Linked DNA regions of Homo sapiens: region 2 is linked to region 1. A link is an interaction called in ENCODE POLR2A ChIA-PET data of the cell type or tissue named here. Cell type or tissue: OCI-LY7. All regions are shown on one strand. Each heading gives the region's core, and the rest is flanking DNA. Links, peaks and the distances in the headings are about the cores only.

What was found. ChIA-PET counts read pairs that join two places held together with the same protein. Peaks named below come from ENCODE experiments on the same cell type or tissue, not always from the same donor. Only the 100,000 strongest peaks of a DNase experiment are listed, where the experiment ranks them.
Region 2: POLR2A ChIA-PET joins it to region 1 with 7 read pairs; 15 of 35 experiments call an interaction of 5 or more read pairs at or near these places.

Annotation. Positions count from the first base shown.
Region 1 is chr14:65,345,654-65,356,125 of GRCh38, forward strand. No RefSeq gene overlaps it. Among named protein-coding and RNA genes, the nearest start is that of MIR4708, 16 kb to the left of the region's middle. RefSeq lists enhancers at 10,274-10,472, 10,294-10,383. In OCI-LY7, for the core only: a CTCF peak has its summit at 7,586; DNase peaks (open chromatin) are centred at 6,028, 6,348 and 7,638; H3K4me3 peaks cover 1,674 bases; H3K27ac peaks cover 4,144 bases.
Region 2 is chr14:65,400,110-65,410,581 of GRCh38, forward strand. It overlaps a transcript of FUT8 not described here. Among named protein-coding and RNA genes, the nearest start is that of FUT8-AS1, 7.3 kb to the right of the region's middle. In OCI-LY7, for the core only: no CTCF peak of the experiment used is centred there; no DNase peak of the experiment used is centred there.

The DNA of each region.
Region 1 (10,472 bases), core at 3,265-8,264:
GAATTCAATGGAGTAGAACAAAATATATCAGAGTATATTACTTTTGCTAAAACTTTTGACCCAGTTGTGTGTGTGTGTGTGTGTGTGTGTGTGTGTGTGCGCGCGCGCGCATGTGATGTACCAGATCAAGATATAAAATGTACTTTTACAAATGGGTCACATTTGTAAAAGTTTAAAGCCATTGCTCTAAGGGTCAGTATATTTTCTTTTCTTTCTTTCTTTTTTTTTTTTTTGGAGACAGAGTCTCGCTCTGTCACCCAGGCTGGAGTGCACTGGCGTGATTTTGGCTCATTGCAAGCTCCGCCTCCCAGGTTCACGCCATTCTCCTGCCTCAGCCTCCCGAGTAGCTGGGACTACAGGCGCCCACCACCACACCTGGCTAATTTTTTGTATATTCAGTAGAGACGGGGTTTCACCGTGTTAGCCAGGATGGTCTCGATCTCCTGACCTTGTGATCCGCCCGCCTCAGCCTCCCAAAGTGCTGCGATTACAGGCGTGAGCCACCGCACCCAGCCTAGTATATTTTCTTTGCTCTTTCTCTTTGGAGTTTTTTTTTTTTTTGAGACAGAGTCTTGCTCTGTCTTCTAGGCTGGAGTACAGTAGCACAAACTCAGCTCACTGCAACCTCTGCCTCCTAGGTTCAAGCAATCCTCTCACCTCAGCCTCTCGAGTAGCTGGGACTACAGGCGCCCACCACTACGCCCAGCTATTTTTTGTATTTTTAGTAGACATGGGGTTTTGCCACATTGGCCAGGCTGGTCTCAAACTCCTGACCTCAAGTGATCTGCCTGCCTTGGCCTCCCGAAGTGCTGGGATTACAGGCATAAGCCACCGCACCCAGCCCGAGTATGTTTTCTTTTAACTCGCAATGTCTGGGCTCTATGAAAAGAGGGAAAGACAAGGATTTGAGATTCTGTCTCCCACACTACACTCCTGCCCTGCCAGCCCCCACCCTTGGATTTGTTAGCCTGGCATAGACTTTAGAGTCAGGGGGCAGAAGTCAATTCTCAGGTCCAGGACCTACGAACTCAGCAGCCTTGAGCAAGTCACTGGACCATTCAGAACATCTGTTTCTCTCTTGTGGAATGGAGATAATAATACCTGTTTCACAAGGCAATTAAGAGGATCGAGTGAAATATGTGAAAATATTGTTTAGTAAACTCCCTTTAGGTCCTCAGAGAAGAAAAGCAAACTTCATCTGTAGGTTAAAAAACATCCTGTCTCCTGTGAAGAGGGGAATGGCTTCACAGAGAAAGTTGACGGGATGCTAACACCCACAGGCTGCAGATATTTAAATCAAAAAAGGGGAAAAATCAATGGGAAAAGGTCAGGACTCTCTCATTTTTCTAACGAGCAGTTATTTTTTATTTCTCCATGGAGTGCACTGTCACGGGGAGGCTGGAAGTGCTGACAGTGCACGCTGCTGAGTCAGGGGAGGGGAGACGTTGCTGACACTGTTCCCTTTTCATAAACTTAGCAGGAAGGACCAGCCAGTGGACTCTGTCCTCCCTTTCACCCTTGGCAGGGGGTGCAGTGGGGGTCACCCAGCTTGGTGATCACTCAGGTTAGGAACTGTGGTTGAAGGTTGAGGAGAAATAGGGTGGGGGTGACAGCTCACAGCAAGCCAGTCAGAGCAGTGGGTCCATCGTGAGGGTCAAACCTCACACTTCCGAAATTCTCTCTTATATGGCAGTCTCTGAGCAATGGTCACAGTGGAGAAGTTGGGCCCAGGCTGTGCCATGGTTCATTTTCTCTAGCTACAGGTAGCCTACCTCCCTTGCAAATGCTCTGTAGGCTTCATAGCCTGGGTTCTCCTGTTGTCAGCTGTATTAACAGGGAGTCATAGATGGGCTTCCTTAAATAAAAAGTTATCTTTACTTATTTGTCGTTATCCTCGAATTGCTGAGACTTTTTTTTTTTTTTTTTTTGAGACAGAGTCTCACTCCAGGATGGAGTGCAGTGGCACAATTGTGGCCCACTGCAGCCTCGACCTCCTGAGCTCACATGATCCTCCCACCTCAGCCTCCCGAGTAGCTGGGAATACAATGTGTACCACCTTGCCCGGCAACTTTTTGGTTTTGGTTGTTATTTATTTATTTATTTATTTATTTTGGTAGAGATGAGGTCTTGCAATATTGTCTGGGCTGGTCTTGAACTCCTGGCTTCAAGCAATCCTGCAGCCTTGGCTACCCAAAGTGCTGGGATTACAGGGATGAGCCACCATGCCCGGCCGAATTGCTGGGATTTGGAAGAAAGACTTTGTAGGGGATCCTCCCCTACACACACACACACACACACACACACACACACACACACCCCTTGAGACAAGACGAGGAAATGAGAAGCTGGCTCACCTTGGCAGGCAGGCAGAGCAGCGGAGGTTGCTACCTACCTGGGCTGGGACTTGTCCTTAAGGGACATCCTAAGGGAATGCAGAATAAGAGGAAGAGGTAATTCCCAGTGTTTCAGGTGAAGACTAGGGATCCCCCCAAACCCAGTGGTTCTTCAGTTGGTTGGTTGGTTTTTTTTCCAGACACTCTGTCCTTAGGGAGTCACATCCGGGATCATGGCAGTTCACACCCTGTTCTTTAACACACTTCAAATCTGCCTTGGCCCCAAGGGTGCCAGCGTTCCCCAGTGTGCTCAGTAGAAGGAGATTGTGAAACAGGCAGGGGGGTCATACTCACACCCATACAGGGCAGAAGAAAGCCCTGGGCCATGTGTGAACAGCTGCTGCTCCATCTCCCCAGCACAGCTGGGCACATCTGTCTGCCAACACTCATCTCTAGTTGTGCTATCTTGAAGGTCAGTGGTGATCTTTTAGTCATCAATTCCAGTGACCTTTACTCAGGCCTCATCTTCCAACCGACCAGCTCTTCTTTCTGAAATGCCCACCCGAGTGAGCTAGTTCTTTCCCTACTCCTGTCACAACTCTTACTTGGGTTCTTCTTTCTCTTTTTCTGCATTTTATGTCTTTCTCAAACCTCTGTCTTTAGCCCTTTTCTTTCTCTGCCATCTCTCTCTCTCTAGGAAACTTCGGTTTCTTTTGCGACACGAAGTAGTATCTTGTCAAGACTTTATTTTTGTCAAGTAACAGTACCTACTCCAACTAGCTTAGGCAAAGAAGGGGTCTTCAGGGCCCAGTAGAGAAGTGTGGGTACTCTGGGCAGGGGCTGAAGCCAGGACAGGTAGCATTTGCCGAAGCACTGGTTTCTGCACTCTGTGTGTCTGCTCAGATCTGCTTCCTAGATAATCTCTATCTCTTCCTCCTCTCCTCTCCGGGGCCACCATTTTACCTGGAGCTTTCATGACCTCTTTAGTGATTTCCCTACTGTTGGGTGTATCTTCCATCTAAGCTATCTTATTTCACTGGCTGTGCCCTCTGCCTATGGTCCCATGTTTTAGAGGATCCCATGCTTTAGAGGGCCTCACTCTGGCCCACTTTGGCTATACCTCTCATGGCGGAAAGAACCCACCAATGGGATGTTCCCACTCAGAGCCCATATTCCCCTTCTAGAGCCTAATTCCTGGGCCTGGGCCACTTCTGCAGGTACACTTCCCCAAGGACAGACTGTACCACTAATGTACTTATTCCTAGGCATGAAAGGTGTGCAATAAGTGTGATGAGGTAAGAGTGGGAATGTGGATGGAGCTTGGTCATGTCTACGTGAATGTACTCAAGGCCCTTTGTCATGTGGGACAGTGCCTGGGCTAGGAAGATAAGTGGGGGGTGGGTCAGGGGCCAGCTCTTTCCATTCCACTATGTCCCCGCATGGAGCTCTGAGAAGTTCAAGAATTCCATATTTGAACCTGGCCTTCCAGATTAGCCCGTTTCTTTCTCTTTTTCAAGGGCTGTATATTTGTATCTGTGTGTATATTTTGTGTTTATGAGGGGATATTTGTCAGTATAGGGGAATTGAAATATTTTATTTATCCGTTTGTTAGTGTAATTTACAACTTTTATATATGTAGTATGTGGACTTCCATCTGCACTCGTGCCCAAGGCCCCGCAAATCTTAGCGGCAAGTCTGTATTTTATTACGGCCAGACTTGTAAAGAATTATATTCCCCAAACAAAGCTCTATGTAATCAACTGCTTGATGATAACCACTACTACATACTGGGAAGTAAGAGGCTCTGGCTGTTCATTCCTTTGGATGAAAATAACAGTCAAGTGGGACCTGCCTTTCACTAGAAAAAGGGTCAGGCTGGGCTAGAGCTGGTGAAAACTCGCTGGGGAAGACCAGCCTGGCCAACATGGCAAAACCCTGTCTCTATTAAAATTAAAAAAATTAGCCGGGCATGGTGGTGCACACCTGTAATCCCAGCTGCTCAGCAGGCTGAGGCAGGAGAATCGCTTGAACCTGGGAGGAGAAGGTTGCAGTGAGCTGAGATTGTGCCACTGCACTACAGCCTGGACAAAGAGCAAGAGTCTGTCTCAAAAAAAAAAAAGAAGTAGCCAGTCTGAAGTTGCTGAGGAGAATGAGGAGAACAGGTCACACATCATCAATGTAAAGGAGACTTCATTCCTAAGGTCACTTTTTGCCTCTGTTTCAGATTTTCCTATAGTTCCCATGTGCTGGAACTCATCCCAGCCCAATTCACGTAAGACCCTTCTAGGGTGCGGGAGCAGACCACAGGAACCTGGCTTAGTACTTAGCATTACTTAGCAACAGCTTCTAAGGAGCAACGCAGGACAATAATGAGCATACAGTGTGGATAATCAATCTTCTATTGATATCTTTAAGGGGAAAAATTAGGGGGATAATCCATTTGGACCAGGAAGAAGTATAAGTGGGTAGGACTGGAAGTCGGAGGAGGTAAACTAGGGCAAGATGAAGTTCCATAACGTTCTCCACACTTCGGAAGTTGAGTCAGGTGCTTGTGCTGGGAGAGAGGACCGAATCCAGGATAAAGCTTCTGTTCAGCACAGCTCCATCTGCCAATGCAGATAACTTGGGATATTTTCATGCCAGATGTGCAAGGATCAAGAGATTCACAGAAAAGTTGTTGAGCTTGAGAGACAAAGAGGTAATTTTTAAAATAGGGAATATGGAGGAATGTATATTCTAGGAAAAGCCTTGAGTATAAAACTTTTAAAGTTTTTCTTTTTTTTTTTTTTTTTTGAGACGGAGTCTCGCTCTATCGCCCAGGCTGGAGTGCAGTGGCGCGGTTTTGGCTCACTATAAGCTCCGCCTCCCGGGTTCACGCCATTCTCCTGCCTCAGCCTCCCAAGTAGCTGGGATTATAGGCGCCCCCACTACGCCCAGCTAATTTTTTGTATTTTTTAGTAGAGACGGGGTTTCACCATGTTAGCCAGGATGGAATCCATCTCCTGACCTCGTGATCCACCCGCCTCGGCCTCCCAAAGTGCTGGGATTACAGAGATGAGCCACGATGCACGGCCTAAAGTTATATATATATATATATATATACACATACACACACATACACATACACACACACACACATATATATATGTGATTTAAATATATAGATAGATATACATATGTAACTTTTTTTCTCTTGAGACAGAGTCTCACTCTGTCACCCAGGCTAGGTGCAGTGGCGCGATCTTTGCTCACTGCAACCTCCACTTCTCGGGTTCAAGTAAGTCTCCTGCCTCAGTCTCCTGAGTAGCTGGGATTACAGGCATGCGCCACCACGCCTGGCTAATTTTTGTATTTTTAGTAGAGGCAGGGTTTTGCCATGTTGGTCAGGCTGGTCTTGAACTTCCGACTTCAGGTGATCCACCCGCCTCGGCCTCCAAAAGTGCTGGGATTACAGGTGTGAGCCACTGTGCCTGGCCCATATTTAACTTTTTAAGTTAAATAACGTACACAGCTTTCCTGGACTTCAAAACCTGGTGTTAAGGACAGACTTTCCAATATAGAGATACTAGGCTGTTTTTATATAAAATTGCTTTATCTCAAACTCATTGGTGTAGGCTCTAATGGAGGGAAGGGGATGCTGATGTCTTAGGACAGCTGCCTGTGAGAAGCTTGAAGAGCTGACTTTTGCAGTGCTTCTTAAGCCGTAGCATGCGTCGGAAACACCTGTTAGTGCTGGTTTAAAATGCAAAATTTGCAAGACTTTTTTTTCCTTATTTATCTACTATGGTTTGAATGTGTCCCCCAAATTTCATGTGTTAGAAACTTAATCTCAAAATGTGACCGTATTGAATCTTTAAGAGGTGATTGGATCAAAAGGTTTCAACCCTTATGATTAATCCATTTATAGGTTAATGGATTAATGGGCTAATAGACTAGCAGGTAATCATGAGAGTGGAACTAGTGGCTTTTTAAGAAGAGGAAGAGAGACCTAAGCAAGCATGTGAGCTCACTCAGCCCCTCACCATGTGATTCCCAGTGTGGCCTTGGGACTCTACAGAAAGTCCTCACCAGCAAGAGTCCCCTCACAGTTGCAGCCCCTCAATCCTGGACTTCCCAGCCGTCATAACTGTAAGACATAAATTACTCTTCTTTATAAATGACCCAGTTCCACATATTCTATTATAATCAACAAGGAACGAACTAATACATTATCTAAAATTATCTCCTGAAAGCAATTACAGTAAGGATCTTGCTTTTTAGAAAACAAAAAATTATTGTATACATTTTAAATTTTAAAAAACTACTTTAGCCAGGCGTGGTGGCTCATGCCTGTAATCCCAGCACTTTGGGAAGCCAAGGCAGGTGGATCACGAGGTCAGGAGTTCAAGACCGGCCTGACCAAGATGGTGAAACTCTGTCTCTACTAAAAATACAAAAATTAGCCAGGTGTGGTGGCAGGTGCCTGTAACCCCAGCTATTTGGGAGGTTGAGGCAGAGAACTGCTTGAACCTGGGAGACAGAGGTTGCAGTGAGCCGAGATCACGCCACTGCACTCCAGCCTTGGGGACAGAGCAAGACTCCGTCTAAAAAAAAAAAAAAAAAACTAGCAATACCAGGAGAAAATAAGCCCAAGCCCGGTGGCTCACACCCATGATCCCAGCACTTTGGGAGGCCAAGGCAGAATGAAGGCTTGAGGCCAGGAGTTTGAGACCAGCCTGGACAACATACCAAGACCCCATCTCTACAAAAAAAAATTTTAATTTTTAAAATTAAAAAAAAATTTTTTTTTAGATGTTATGCACTAGTAGCTACTTGGGAATGTTAGATGTTATGTCCCAGCTACTTGGGAAGCTGAGGCAGGAGGATTGCTTAAGCCCAGGAATTCACTGCTACACTCCAGTCTGAGTATACCCTGTCTCAAAGAAAAATAAAAAGAGAAAATAAAATTTTATGTGCAAAAAGTTAGGAGAGGGCAAAGTCAAGTAAAATTTCCCCATATTAACTTAGAAATAGTAATAAGGGCAAAATGTTCTAAAGGTTTCATCTGTTAGTGTCCTAGCCTGGAAAAAAAAAAAAAGGATGCCCTTAAATTGAGTCATTTAGGAAGAGTGTAATAAAGTCACTATTTACAAAGCATGGACTGGGCTTAGACAAAGCAAAAGGGATGTGCACTACCCTTGGGCTGGTGAGTGCAAGAGCCACTACCGCCACCATGTCTGTAAGGACAAGGCAATGGAACCCATTAAAGGAACCTAGAAAGCTGATAGAGAGGGCCACCTGGCAGGAAGGAACCAGAGAAATAAATATGCCAACCTCCTTGGCCAACCCCTAGAGGCTGGAGGGCAAAAGCAGCCTACTGATGTCATCCTTGTGACTCAGCCTCATGGGCAGAGAGCAGGGCAAAGAAGGGTGGAGAGCAGATTATGAGTAGCAAATGGGGAAAATCTAGCACCTGTCAGAGATGGCTAACGCACTGGAGTGGCTACTGTGTATCTTAACAAGCACTGAAGACAACAGTACAGAGATTTCCTTTTCTATCATCTCGTTTATATAACCATGCAGTAGGTTTATAAGAAACCTACCATTAAGTGGCTGGGTGCAGTGGCTCATGCCTGTAATTCCAGTACTTTTGGAGTCCGAGGTGGGCAGATCATTTGAGGTCAGGAGTTCGAGAACAGCCTGACCAACATGGTGAAACCCCGTCTCTACTAAAAATACAAAAAAATTAGCCAGGAGTGGTGGCGGGTGCCTGTAATCTCAGCTATTTTGGAAGGCTGAAGCAGGAGAATCTCTTGAACCTGGGAGGCAGAGGATGCAGTGAGCTGAGATCGTGCCACTGCACTCCAGCCTGGGCGACAGAGCAAGACTCTGTCTCAAAAAAAAAAAAAAGAAAAGAAAGAAAGAAACATCACATCAAGTGTTATGGTTTTGTACTGTGTCTCATTCCAGAAAAAGCCCAGAAATCTGAACTTCAAGTAAGAACTCAAGCTGAGGGCAGTGGTTCACATCTGTAATCCCAGCACTTTGGAAGGGCGAGGTAGGGGGACCGCTTGAGCTCAGGAGTTTGAGAACAGCCTGGGCAACAGCAAGACCTTGTCTCTACTAAAAATAAAAAAGGAGTCCCTAGAACTCAGTGATAGTCTCTCTTCTCTTGGTCCCTGTCAGGGCTGTACAGAAACCCCAGAGTCTCTCAAGCCAGCTTAGTCCTGCAACAGACATGCAGAGGGAACATCTGTAACCTGAAAGAGGAAGGTCAGACACTGACCTGGCTTCACGGGACCCTACGAGTCTTTAGGCATGAGTGGGCCCAGGCTGCTGGCACTGACCAGGCTCACCTTATCTTGGCTCCTGGGCTGAATGGCTGAGCTTTCCAGGCTTGGGCTGGGGAGGTCCCTCTTATTTAGCTTCCTTGTCAGCAGTTTCCAGAAGGTGAAAGTTACCTGCCCAAGGTAGTAACCTTAAACTGCAATAGAAATAACTCTCTGGGCTAGAGATGCCAAGGTTGTACCGAAAGTTTCCAAGGCAGTAGAGCACTTAGCCCTGTCTCTGTGTCCCCGTGAAGGCCCTAGTCTTCCTCCTTTGACTGGTGTGTTGGCGACCTGTAAAGCTTGGGTATGGGCTGGGCAGGGCAGGCCGCAGGGCCCAGTCTGGCTTCCCGTGGAAGCCAGTGAGTTTCCCGCAAAGAGAAAGTTCTGGCTGTAGGCCTCAAGGGCAGGGAGAGAGGCCTTCTTTAACCCCAGCAGTAAGAAAATGCTCATTCTATACCGTGTAAAGGGACCCTTAGTGTTTCCTGGGCTGACACAGAGAAGAACTATTTATTTCTCAGCTATCGTTCTCTGACTTGGCAAGCTCAGGCTGGAGTGGGGAAAAGCAGATCCAAGACAATCATGTGATGGAATTACACCTGCTGAGGTAAAGCACAGTGCTGCTCCCCAAGCAAACATTCTTGCAGACTCTGCACTGCAAACTCAGCTCAGGAGGCGCTGGGCTAATTTGTCTTTTGCCAACTAAAGGCAAATGGAGGAGGGCAGAGCCTGGCAGCTTCTCCTACTGCCTGGTGATTTGAGGATCACTCTGCCTCCCTCCCCGCTCCACCACTCTCTCACTGATGCCTAAATAACAGGTAGGAATTCGCTCCACTTCGCCAAGGAGCAAGGAAATGCACATCACTTTACTTTTTAAAATCAAATGGAATCATGCTGTGAGCCCCACCTTGCCCTGGCTGGTGCAATCCCCAATATTAATGATTATTGAAATCCCCTCTTTTCTGTTGGGCCGTACTAGAATCCGGGGCCCTGCTTGGTAATAGCAAAATGGGGCAGGGGATTGAGTTAGCCAATAAAATAGCCACCATTATTAATGTTGCTACTTTTGTTATGTGACACAGCTATTGGACTAAAAGGTTTCACCTCAAAGTGCCTACTTTACCTGCAGGCTCTGCCACAGGGGCCCTTGTGGATATTTCCAAGGTTATATAGTTAGAGATTGTCCTTGAGGTATTAGTCATGTGCCAAGTTTGAGTGGTGGTGGTAGTAGAAGGAGTGTTGAGGAAACTTTAGATCTTCTCCCCGTAATCTAGGTCAGCATCCCCTGTTCCTTGTTGTAGGTAATTAATATTTTCTCATTTTCATGTATGTAGCCATGTAAACAGCTTAGAGCATCCTCTTCCCCTCCCAGCCTTTCAATCAGATTGCTGCCCCTAAACCCCTCCTACAGAGACATTCTGACTTCCAGGCACCAACTGCTCCCCTAGACACCAGCAACCTCCAGAGCCCTTTACAGAAAAGGCGCAAGGCTCCAGACTCATAGAATCCAATTCTCTCTCTCATCCACAAAGCCCTAGCTTCTCTCCAACCAATCCCCACCTCATCCTCTGGGGTACTGCCATCTAATTCCTTCTTGGGTTTGACCCTTGAATTATAGAGAAACCATTAGCTAACTGCTGCCACCACTACCCCCAAGACAAAATGAGGAACTAAGACTGACCGCTAAACACAAAGCCTTAGCTAACTGGGGAGCTAGGAGGTCAGTGAAGAGGAATAGAATTTTTTCTTCCACCGGGTGTAGTGGCTCACGCCTGTAATCTTAGCACTTCGGGAGGCTGAAGTGGGTGGATCACCTGAAGTCAGGAGTTCAAGA
Region 2 (10,472 bases), core at 2,724-7,723, 54 kb after region 1:
GGAAGACCTGAATTCTAAATGCAGTTATCACAAGCATAAACTATTTTTCTTTTTCTTTTGTTTTCATACCCTTCATGTGGCATCCAGTCAACCATAAACTATATCAATGGTATCAAATAACTATTCAACCGTGCCCCAAATCTCATTAATCTTTAGTTACTTTTTTACCCAATCATCAAGTTCTTCAAAATTTTTGAAATTTGCCTTCTGCCATCCATTCCATTATTCTTGATATTTCTTAAGTTGTTATCCAGAGCTATACCTCATATGGGTGTGTATGTCATGTACCACAAGTGGCAGAGACATTAGTGTCCATCAAATATCCATATACTCCTCTATATTTCCCTGTTAATTCCCTGTTAGTCTTCCCTGTTGGTTCAGGGGTATACGACTTCTGTTGCCATTATTTATATAAACTCTTTACTTCAACACATGATAGCATTAGCTTTTGATAAACCTACTCTGGAGATTAGCTTTCCAAATGGCTGTCTTAAGGCTGGGTGTGGTGGCTCACACCTATAATCCCAGCACTTTGGGAGGTTTGGGAGGGAGGATTGCTTGAGCCTAGGAGTTCAAGACCAGCCTGGGCAACATAGAGAGACGCTGTCTCTACAAAAAATTAAAAATTAGCCAGGCTTGGTGGTGTGCACCTGTGGTTCCAGCCACTTGGAAGGCTCAGGTGAGAGGACTGCTTGAGCCTGGGAGGTTGAGGCTGCAGTGAGCCAGGATCGTGCCACTGCACTCCAGCCTGGGCAACAGTGGGAGACCCTGTCTCAAAAAAAAAGGGCTGTCTTTCTTATATGAAGACAGTTTTGTACCATTATCATACCGCTTTCACCTTTTTGCTATTTTTAAAAGAAGCCATGAGGGTTGCACTTATATAACTCATAACTTCTCCTGAGCCCACCTTTTACCAGACCAATGTAAGGGAGGCTGAGTCAGTTGGTGAGAAGCTACATGGTGTAAAGATGAGCTCCAAAAGCCCACTTGACTTCATAAACAGAACCAAATCCAACAATTATTGGAAACAACACACGGGGGAATTTGCAAAAACCAATATGAGGACTGACGCTGAACTGAATTGCTAAGTACTGGGAATAGAAGGAGGGAATGGTAAGATCTATGAGTGAATATTGGAGAGATTAGGAGAATTGCAGAAAATTGAAGGAGAAAGCAAGGGAAAAAAGTATAGCAGGGTACCAAAGATGTCAGCCAGTTCCTGTGTTTGCTACACCCATGTCCATAGCCCTTGCTGAAGGGGTAGCCACCACCACCTTGAAGTAGTTTGGACCAAAGTAACACCTGATTCAAGGCCAGAAGACCTATGACATGGCTTGGAAGAAAGAGATATGCGGGCCTAACAAGACTTCCTTCTCTGGAGAATGTGTAATAGGAAACTGAGAATTTGCAAGTTAAGATAGTATCTATGCCGTAAGGAAGATGAAATTATAAGGGATCCAAAATTATAAGGGAGCAGTAACCAAAAGGTAGAATAAAGAATAAAAAGGCTGGGCATGGTGGCTCACACCTGTAATCCCAACACTTTGGAAGGCCAAGGTGGGCAGATCACTTGAGGCCAGGAGTTCGAGACCAGTCTGGCCAACATGATGAAACCCCATCTCTACTAAAAATACAAAAAAATTTGTGGTGGTGTACACCTGTAATCCCAGCTACTGGGGAGGTTGAGGCATAAGAATCACTTGAACTCGGGAGACAGAGGTTGCAGTGAGCCAAGATTGTGCCACTGCACTCCCTCCAGCCTGGGTGACAGAGTGAGACCCTGTCTAAAAAAAAAAAAAAAAAAAAAAGGGATTGAGTTGGTAGTGAGAGAAGAGCAGGAAAAGGAATGCCATGGGGAATGCGGAAACGTGAGAGACATGGAGGCGCAGCTTTTTAGGTGCCTCAGTATCCGACAGTGTTTCAGCTCTGGGGTAAGTCTCAGTTCTTGTGTTTTTAAACAAGCCCCTCTTTCTTTGAAGTAAACTGAGTGATTCCTGGGTCCTTGCACTTTAAAGAGCTCAAGTAAGTTGCATAGTCTTCTCAGCCCTTTGATATGTGAGTGTAGGAGCCCAAAAGATGGAGTGTGATTTTTTTTTTTTTTTTTTTTTTTTTGAGAATGGGTCTTGTTCTGTCCCACAGGCTGGAATGCTGTGCATGAACACAGCTCTCTGCAGCCTCAACCTTGGGCTCAAGTTATCCTCCCACCTCAGCCTACAAAGTAGCTAGGACCACAGGCATGCACCATCATGCCCAGCTAATTAAAAAAAAAAAATCTGGGGCTGGGCGTGGTGGCTCACACCTGTAATCCCAGCACTTTGGGAGGCCGAGGCGGGTGGATCACAAGGTCAGGAGATCGAGACCATCTTGGCTAACACGGTGAAACCCCGTCTCTACTAAAAATACAAAAAATTAGCTGGGCGTGGTGGCAGGCGCCTGTAATCGCAGCTACTTGGGAGGCTGAGGCAGGAGAATGGCATGAACTAGGGAGGCGGCTTGCAGTGAGCCGAGATCGCGCCACTGCACTCCAGCCTGGGTGACAGAGTGAGACTCCGTCTAAAGCAAAAAAAATTGTAGAGATGGGGTTCTTGCCATGTTGCCTATGCTGGTCTCCAACTCCTGGGCTCAAACAATCTCCTGCCTCAGCCTCTTAAAGTGCTGGGATTTTAGGTGTGAGCCACTGTGCCCGCCTGGAGTATATTTTAAACTAAATGATCAGTCTTGAAATAAATACAAGTTAACCCCACTTGACCTCTATCTATGTAGGTTTATAAGTCTACTTGTAAATCACACCAGCACAATTTATAGGGAGTTGTTTTTAGAACCTTTAGTCCTTGCTTTAAATACCAACAGTTGTGTTATAGCATGTACTGCAGAACTGAAATGACATTCAGACTTTGGTCTAGGAAATCTTGTCAATCACTTCTTTCTTCTGCTTCCTTAGATTCTGTTTTCATGTTATCTTGATTTTGGATTTAGATCAGATAATTATAGGGTCTGCAAAGGCTTGCTTTAGTTTAGGATTTTTGTAGAGCCATAAATGGCTAATATTTATGGTGTACTTATTCAGTGTCAGGCTCTGTTCTTAGGAGTATTATATGTAATAACTTATTTAATACTAACAACAACCCTATGATGTAGATACTATTATTATTCCTACTTTACAGATATGAAAAAATGAGACAGAGAGTTTTAAAGTTTCCCAAGGTCTCACAGCTATTAATTGGTGAGCAAGGATTCAAATATAGTTAGAATCAACATTCTGAACCATGATTTTATATGGCCTTGTTCCCATGGAAACTAGAAGATCCTGACTAACCAGAGGTTATGTTTCTCAATCCTGTTGGCAGTTATATTGCAATGAAAATTAATTAACTCATTCAATAAATATGCTACATGGTGGGGATCAAGACAGATAGGCAGGATCTCTGCTTTCAAGAGGGCCTCTGGTTTTTCAGACTTTTGTCAGTTTGGTTAGAGTTAGTGTTTTCCCATCAGACTCTAATTTGCCCTTGGGTTAACATATAAGGTAGAATTTTTGCCTCTGAAAAGCTGAACATTGGAACTTTAGTGACTTTAGCAAGGTTTATTCTTGCTGGAGCAAGTATTTATATCATACTGATAGTGGTTAATTTTTTTTTTTTTTTTTGGCTGCAATTTTTCCTTATGACCTTGCTCCTACCCATCCTTCCCCAGATTGTCTATTTTTGGATTTTTAATTTTTAAAATATAATAATATGTACTTGTTTCTGTAATAGTTCTTTCAAGAGCCTTTCTAGATTTGTTTCTTTTTCTTTTCTTTTTTTTTGAGATGGAGTTTTGCTCTTCTTGCCCAGGCTGGAGTGCAATGGCATGATCTCGGCTCAGTGCAACCTCCACCTCCCGGGTTCAAGTGATTCTCCTGCCTCAACCTCTTGAGTAGCTGGGATTACAGGCGCTAGTAGAGACAGGGTTTCACGATGTTGGTCAGGCTGGTCTCGAACTCCTGACCTCAGGTGATCCACCCGCCTTAGCCTCCCAAAGTGCTGGGATTACAGGTGTGAGCCACTGTGCGGGGCCAGATTTGTTTGTTTGTTTTTCTTTGAGACAGAGTCTCACTCTGTTGTCCAGGCTGGAGTGCAGTGGTGTGATCTCGGCTCACTGCAACCTCTGCCTCCTGAGTTCAAATGATTCTCCTGTCTCAGCCTCCTGAGTAGGTGGGATTACAGGCGCCCACCATAGCGCCCAGCTAATTTTTTTGTATTTTTAGTAGAGATGGGGTTTTGCCATCTTGGCCAGGCTGGTCTCGAACTCCTGACCTTGTGATTCACCCACCTCGGCCTCCCAAAGTGCTGGGATTACAGGTGTGAGCCACTGCACCCAGCGTTGTTTCTTTTTTTTTTCTTTTTGAGACAGAGTCTTGCTCTGTCGCCAGGCTGGAGTGCAGTGGCGCAATCTCAGCTCACTGCAACCTCTGCCTCCCGGGTCAAGCAATTCCCCTGCCTCAGCCTCCCAAGTAGCTGGGATTACAGGCATGTGCCACCACACCCAGCTAATTTTTTGTATTTTAGTAGAGACGGGGTTTCACCATGTTGGTCAAGATGGTCTCGATCTCTTGACCTCGTGATCTGCCTGCCTCAGCCTCCCCAAGTGCTGGGATTACAGGCGTGAGCTGCTGCACCCGGCGCCGGCCTTGCTCCTTTTTATACAGCCTTATTGATCCAGCCTAACTCAATATAGTTTATTAAATTGCAATGGTATTGTATCAATAGTATCAGAATTTATTAAACTGCAATGGTATTATTGTATCAATAGTATCAGAATTAGTGGCATATAACAGTAAAACCTAGATAATAGTGGCTTAAATAAAACAGCAGCTTACACAAAATAATTTTGGAAATGAGCAATCCAGGATTGGCGTGGAGGCTTGACAAAGTTGTCAAGGAGCCAGCTCCCTCCCAGTCACTATTATGTTATTCCCAGGGTACAGCTATCCTCCTCATGGTCCAAGATGGCTGAAAGGGCTCCAGTCATCACATCATCATGCCTCAGGTAATAGGATGGAGAGAAGCGATAAGAAGGGTGCATCTCCTTCATTTTCATGATTTTTTTAAAAAATGTAAGCACTGCACAATATTTCTGCTTAGATCTCAATAGGCAGAATTTAGTCATGCAGCCACATCCATTGCAGGGGAGACTAGGAAAAGTAAGATTTTAGTTGAGTTCCAATAGGACTATCCAGAAATGGGGATTTGTGATTATGGAAAAATGAGAAAAGATATAGGAAGGTAAATCTGAAGTGTCTTCTACTGGGAGCTTACATATAGTTAGTATCTTATAAAAATTTGTTGATTCACTTTCATAAACTTGATGGTCATATTCTTAGTGGTATCATCCAGGTCATTAATGAAAAGTAATACATCTAAAAATTTTTCCTCTTCTTATTTTTTTTACTTTATGATAATAGAGCATATTATTGCATTAATTGCATCTACAATAAACCTACCTGGAAATAGCTTAGGCAAGATGGAAACAATATTGGAAGGATACAGGGAAAGCCTAGAAACAGAGGAGCCTAAGCAGAAGAAAAGGCAGAAATTCAACTACTGGTCAGCAAAACCTGGAACTGAGAATTCCAGTATAAGGATACTTCTGTCTTCTCTGCTTCCTCTTTCCACTGACTTTATTCTCTAATGCAGAATGAGTTTCTCCACTTGGCAAATGACTAATGACTTCTCCCAGATTTTATATCTAGGTGAGGCCTGAGATAATCTCTCTTCTCACATCTATAAACATTCTGGAGGAATGGGTTCATTGTCCCATCTTGGGTCAGGTGTCCCCCTCTTGACCAATTAGGTGTGGGCAATGGACAGCGGTCACACAGCTCTCGCTGCCATCATAATAAAAATGTGGGCATGAGAGCAGTAGTTCCTATAGGAAAGGTGGGTGCTGGCCACACACTAATATAGGTATACGTTAAAATTATATGAGATGATAAAATACAGGTCGATGGTCTGAATTAAATGAATGGTAAAGGAGAACAGGATCTATCCTAATGCATAAAAATGGTTTAGCTATGAATAAACATCATTTAATAGGGCTGCAATGTATACAACATTTACTATATGTCAAGAATTGTACTAAGTGCTTTTTGTATGTTGAGTCATTTATTTTATACAACCCCATGAGCTAGGGGACATCATCCCTTCTTATAGATGGAAAAACCAGAGCTCAGAGAGGTTAAGTAACTTGCCCAAGGTCAGATTGTAACTGAGCACTGTTTAATGTGCATAGAGGCCAATGGCCAATACCATGGCACTGGCTTTTGAGAAAATAAAAGCTTTATTGCAAGTCAACCGCAAGGAGACAGGAAGATATGCTCAACTCTGTCTCCCTGTGCAGGGCTTGTTTTCTTTTTCTTTTCTTTTCTTTTCGTCTCTCGCTCTCTCTCTTTCTCTCTTTCTTTCTGAGATGGAGTCTTGCTCTGTTGCCCAGGCTGGAGTGCAGTAGCATAATCTCGGCTCACTGCAACCTCCTTCTCCTGGGTTCAAATGATTCTCCTGCCTGAGCCTTCCAAGTAGCTGAGATTAAAGGTGCCCACTACCACGCCCAGCTAATTTTTGTATTTTTTTAGTAGAGACAGAGTTTCACCATGTTGGCCAGGCTGGTCTTGAACTCCTGTCCTCAAGTAATCTGCCCACATCGGCCTCCCAAAGTGCTGGGATTATAGGTGTGAGCCACAGCGCCTGGCCTGGGCCAGGTTTTATAAGCATAAAGTCATGAGATGTGATCTGATTGGATCTTGCAATGAGGTGATGCTGGGAGGTATGATTTGATTGGATCCTGCCATGGGGTGATGCCAAGCTTGATACGATTAGATCCTGGATCCTACAATGTGGTGTCCCCTTCTTAATTCAGTCCTCACTCCTCAGTCAGAGCACTTAGGTTCCCGCTGTAGTTGCAGACTCGGTTCATCTGGGCATGTTCAGGTTAGGTGACCTTCAAACTGGGGGGCCATTGGTAACTGAAAAACAACTCACAACTTTGTTACATAAAAGTTGAACCAGATTGGTGTGATGTGGTTACAAAAAAGCTAGTAAGTCTGAGAGTAATATACTGGCTCAATACTTCTCTATCCTAAGTTGGAAACTATGGTCAATTTTGATGAAGAAATTATTAGCTATTTCCCTACTTCAATTTTGCCATACCAAAGCTATATGAGCTTGATAAACCTTGTAATGTCTTACAAGGTTTTAATCTCTTCATCTGTAAGAAGATTGGATTGAATCAAATTACTCTCTCTCCTTGTTAATACAGATAATACTTTTTTTTCTGAAGGCAAGAGTATGATCTATTACATTAAAATGTTTTTAATGTATCCAATATATTTAAAAAAATAGAGACAGGGGTCTTGCTATGGTTGCCCAGCCTGGTCTTGAACTCCTGGCCTCAAGTGATCCTCCCACCTTGGCTTCCCAAAATGTTGAGGTGAAGGTATGAGCCATAATTGCTGGCTATATCCAATACGTTTTAGTGCTTCTTGAGACATATCTGTGTTAGGAACTGAGATGAAATTAAAGATATACAAGATAGAGTTTTTGCTTACAGTGTTATGGTGGGAACAAACAAACATAATTATTATTTTGTAGAATTAATAGTCCAGGAAAGAATAGTTTTCAGGAGTGGTATGACCACAGCTCAATCAAATCTGCAAGGGTTTTCTATCTGTCTGCCATCGCCAGTAGGTTGACTTCATTTTCAGGTTAGTTCCTCTTGCAAGATTGCTGCCAATGGCAATCTGGGTTACAGGTTGACTTGCTCATATCTGGCAGGAAAGAGAGAACTCCTTCCCCCAGATATGGACTGAAAATCCTTTCCTTCAGTCTGATTGGGCCAGTTTATCCTGGTCCTAATGGTTTTCAAGTGTATCAATTAGAATAGTCTAGGACTATTCTAATTCTAGCATATTCTAGTCTAGCATAACCTAGATGCTAGGTCATACTGCATTGAAAAATGCCCCCAAATCTCAGTGGCTTAAACTACAAAGGTGTATTTCTTATTAAAACCAGATGAAAATGGGAGGCAGGCTGCTCTACCTTGTCCTTTTTTTTGGAAGTTAAGCCGAGAGAGGCTTTACCGATACTTTCAAGATAATACTGGTCTTGAGTCTGGAGAAGAGTAAACACTGTAAGGACTTACGCTGGCCATGAACTGTTCTACCTGGAATTGACACATACCACTTCTGCCCACAACCCACTACAGACTGGTGGCTATAGCTAGTCAGTCACATGGTCCAGCCCAACTGCAAGGGGAGGAGGGTATCTGGGGGTGGGTGTGGAAAAATATAATCTTTTTGTATGTCTGGAAAGAGAGAGTAAGCATGATAAATCTCCTACCATATTAGGGAACCCATTTATTGGCTAATTGAGTTGCCTTTCTGTAGTTGGAGTTTTGGGTGGTTACCTAAAGAATTGGCAGATGAAAACAAAAATAAACAGCCCTATTAATAAGGAAGGACGGGAGTGAATGTTCAATTAGAAATCAATAGTGTGAACTATATGCTGCTTTATCCCAGTGGAGAAGACAGAAATTTCAGCCATGGAGGCAAGTCATAGGGAGGGATAGTCTGGCTAGTTTCATCAGTCTTTAAATCAATCACTTCATTTACTCTTGTAATGGGAAAGATTTGCTCTGGCTTTTTAATGAGTAGGTATAGAGTTTGTTTAAGGAGCTGGCTCAAAAGTGACTTAAAACACATTGAATTTGAAAATATAGATTCTTAGCTACTCAGGAGGCTGAGGCAAGAGTACAGCTTGAGGCCAGGAGTTCAAGACGAGCCTTGGCAACATTCTGCGACCTTGTCTCTAAAAAATAAAAATGAAAATATAGACTTTTTTTCCCTATATTTCATTTTTGTAGTTATTGTCAATGGTGTGTCAAGTTGGCTAGATTTATAGTTTTAGAACTGACGAACAACTAAAACTTACCTAGTCCAACCCTTTTATTTTACAAATGAGAAAACTGAGGCCCAGATGGGTAAAATGATTATCTCAAGGTCACCCCTTCTTGCTCTTGGCAATAACAATGCTGCCCTTTGGATGACTTCCTGGAAAATCGGATCCTGTAAGTGAAATGTAGCTAGAGCAACAATTATAAAACAACGAGAACAATTAACAATTATTCAGAATGCTTCCATGGCTGACAGTCAGTTGGTACACGTTGGTAGAGATAGAAAAATTTCTAAACTATTTGGTAAGTAGCTTATGCTAAGCCTTCTGAGTGCCTCAACCCCTTGCTGGAACTCCACAGATCTCCCCACCGTAATAACAGGATCCACCTCAAAGGTTTGATTTGAGAATTAAATGGTGGAGGTAAAGAGTTTTGCATGAGGCCTGGTGCTCAGCACTATTACACTTTGGCTATTATTTTTATTACAGTCATAATAAAATGGTAGTAAATTTCAAACCAGTTTCTACATGAATGTTCACAACTTAGGAAATGTGATAGCATTCACGTTCATTAACTTTGATCTAGCTAATCTCTCAATAAAATGGCCACTCATGTACTCACTTTAACTTTCATTTTGATCTTTTCCATAGTCTAAGGGTTGACTCCTTCTTGCCCCGGGACACCCGAGTCCCCATAGCTCTAGCTGATGGTTAAGAATTTGACCGAGGCTATATACAAGAAAACAATGCACTGACAAGGCCCTGTTACTTGTTGTATAACAGATCATAACGATTGTTCTGTCTAATCTTTTGTTGAACAGAACTTGTCTTTAACTTTTGGGATAAGCAAAGATGGGTCCAAAACCTAGTTTGGTGAGGGAGGGGTGGAGTAAGAGGTGGAGTACCTGTACTTACTTAAGCAACTATTACAAACTGGCAGTGATGAGCAGCAGAGGCAAGCAGTTGGGAGAAGAGAATGAGAGAGCGCAGCAACAGGGTGGGACCTGCAGCTTGTGGAAAAATGCTTTTGACACAGATACTTTCTGATGGCCAGTGATGTTTAGAACCTTTTGGGGGATTCCTTCTCTCTCAGAATTTAACCTGGCAAGAGAACGACTGAGTTCTAGGAATTTTCTTGTCTGGAGAGAGTAAAATAAATGTATTTTTTAAAAGCTGGGACTGTTATCCACACTGAGAAGAGGCAGGGTATAAAATTCCCTTTCATAAGTGAATTTCCTGGAAATTCATGATTGGCTTGGAACTTAATGTGTAAAGACTTGTTCTCAAATATCAGTTGTTTGACAGAGACCTCCAGTTTTGGGATGGCAGCTAAATCCTGAGCCTGCCTTGGAAAGGGTTTTGATAATAATGTTCCATCACAGGTGGAGAAGCACATTGATTCAACAAAGCAGACTTCAAAACCACTGAAGAATTAGTTTCTGAGTGTATTCAAGAGATACCAAAGTTATTTGTTATTTTAACGTATATTATACTGTTCTATACAAATGCACCAAATCCTGGGCAAAACATTCCTAGGACAGGTTTTTT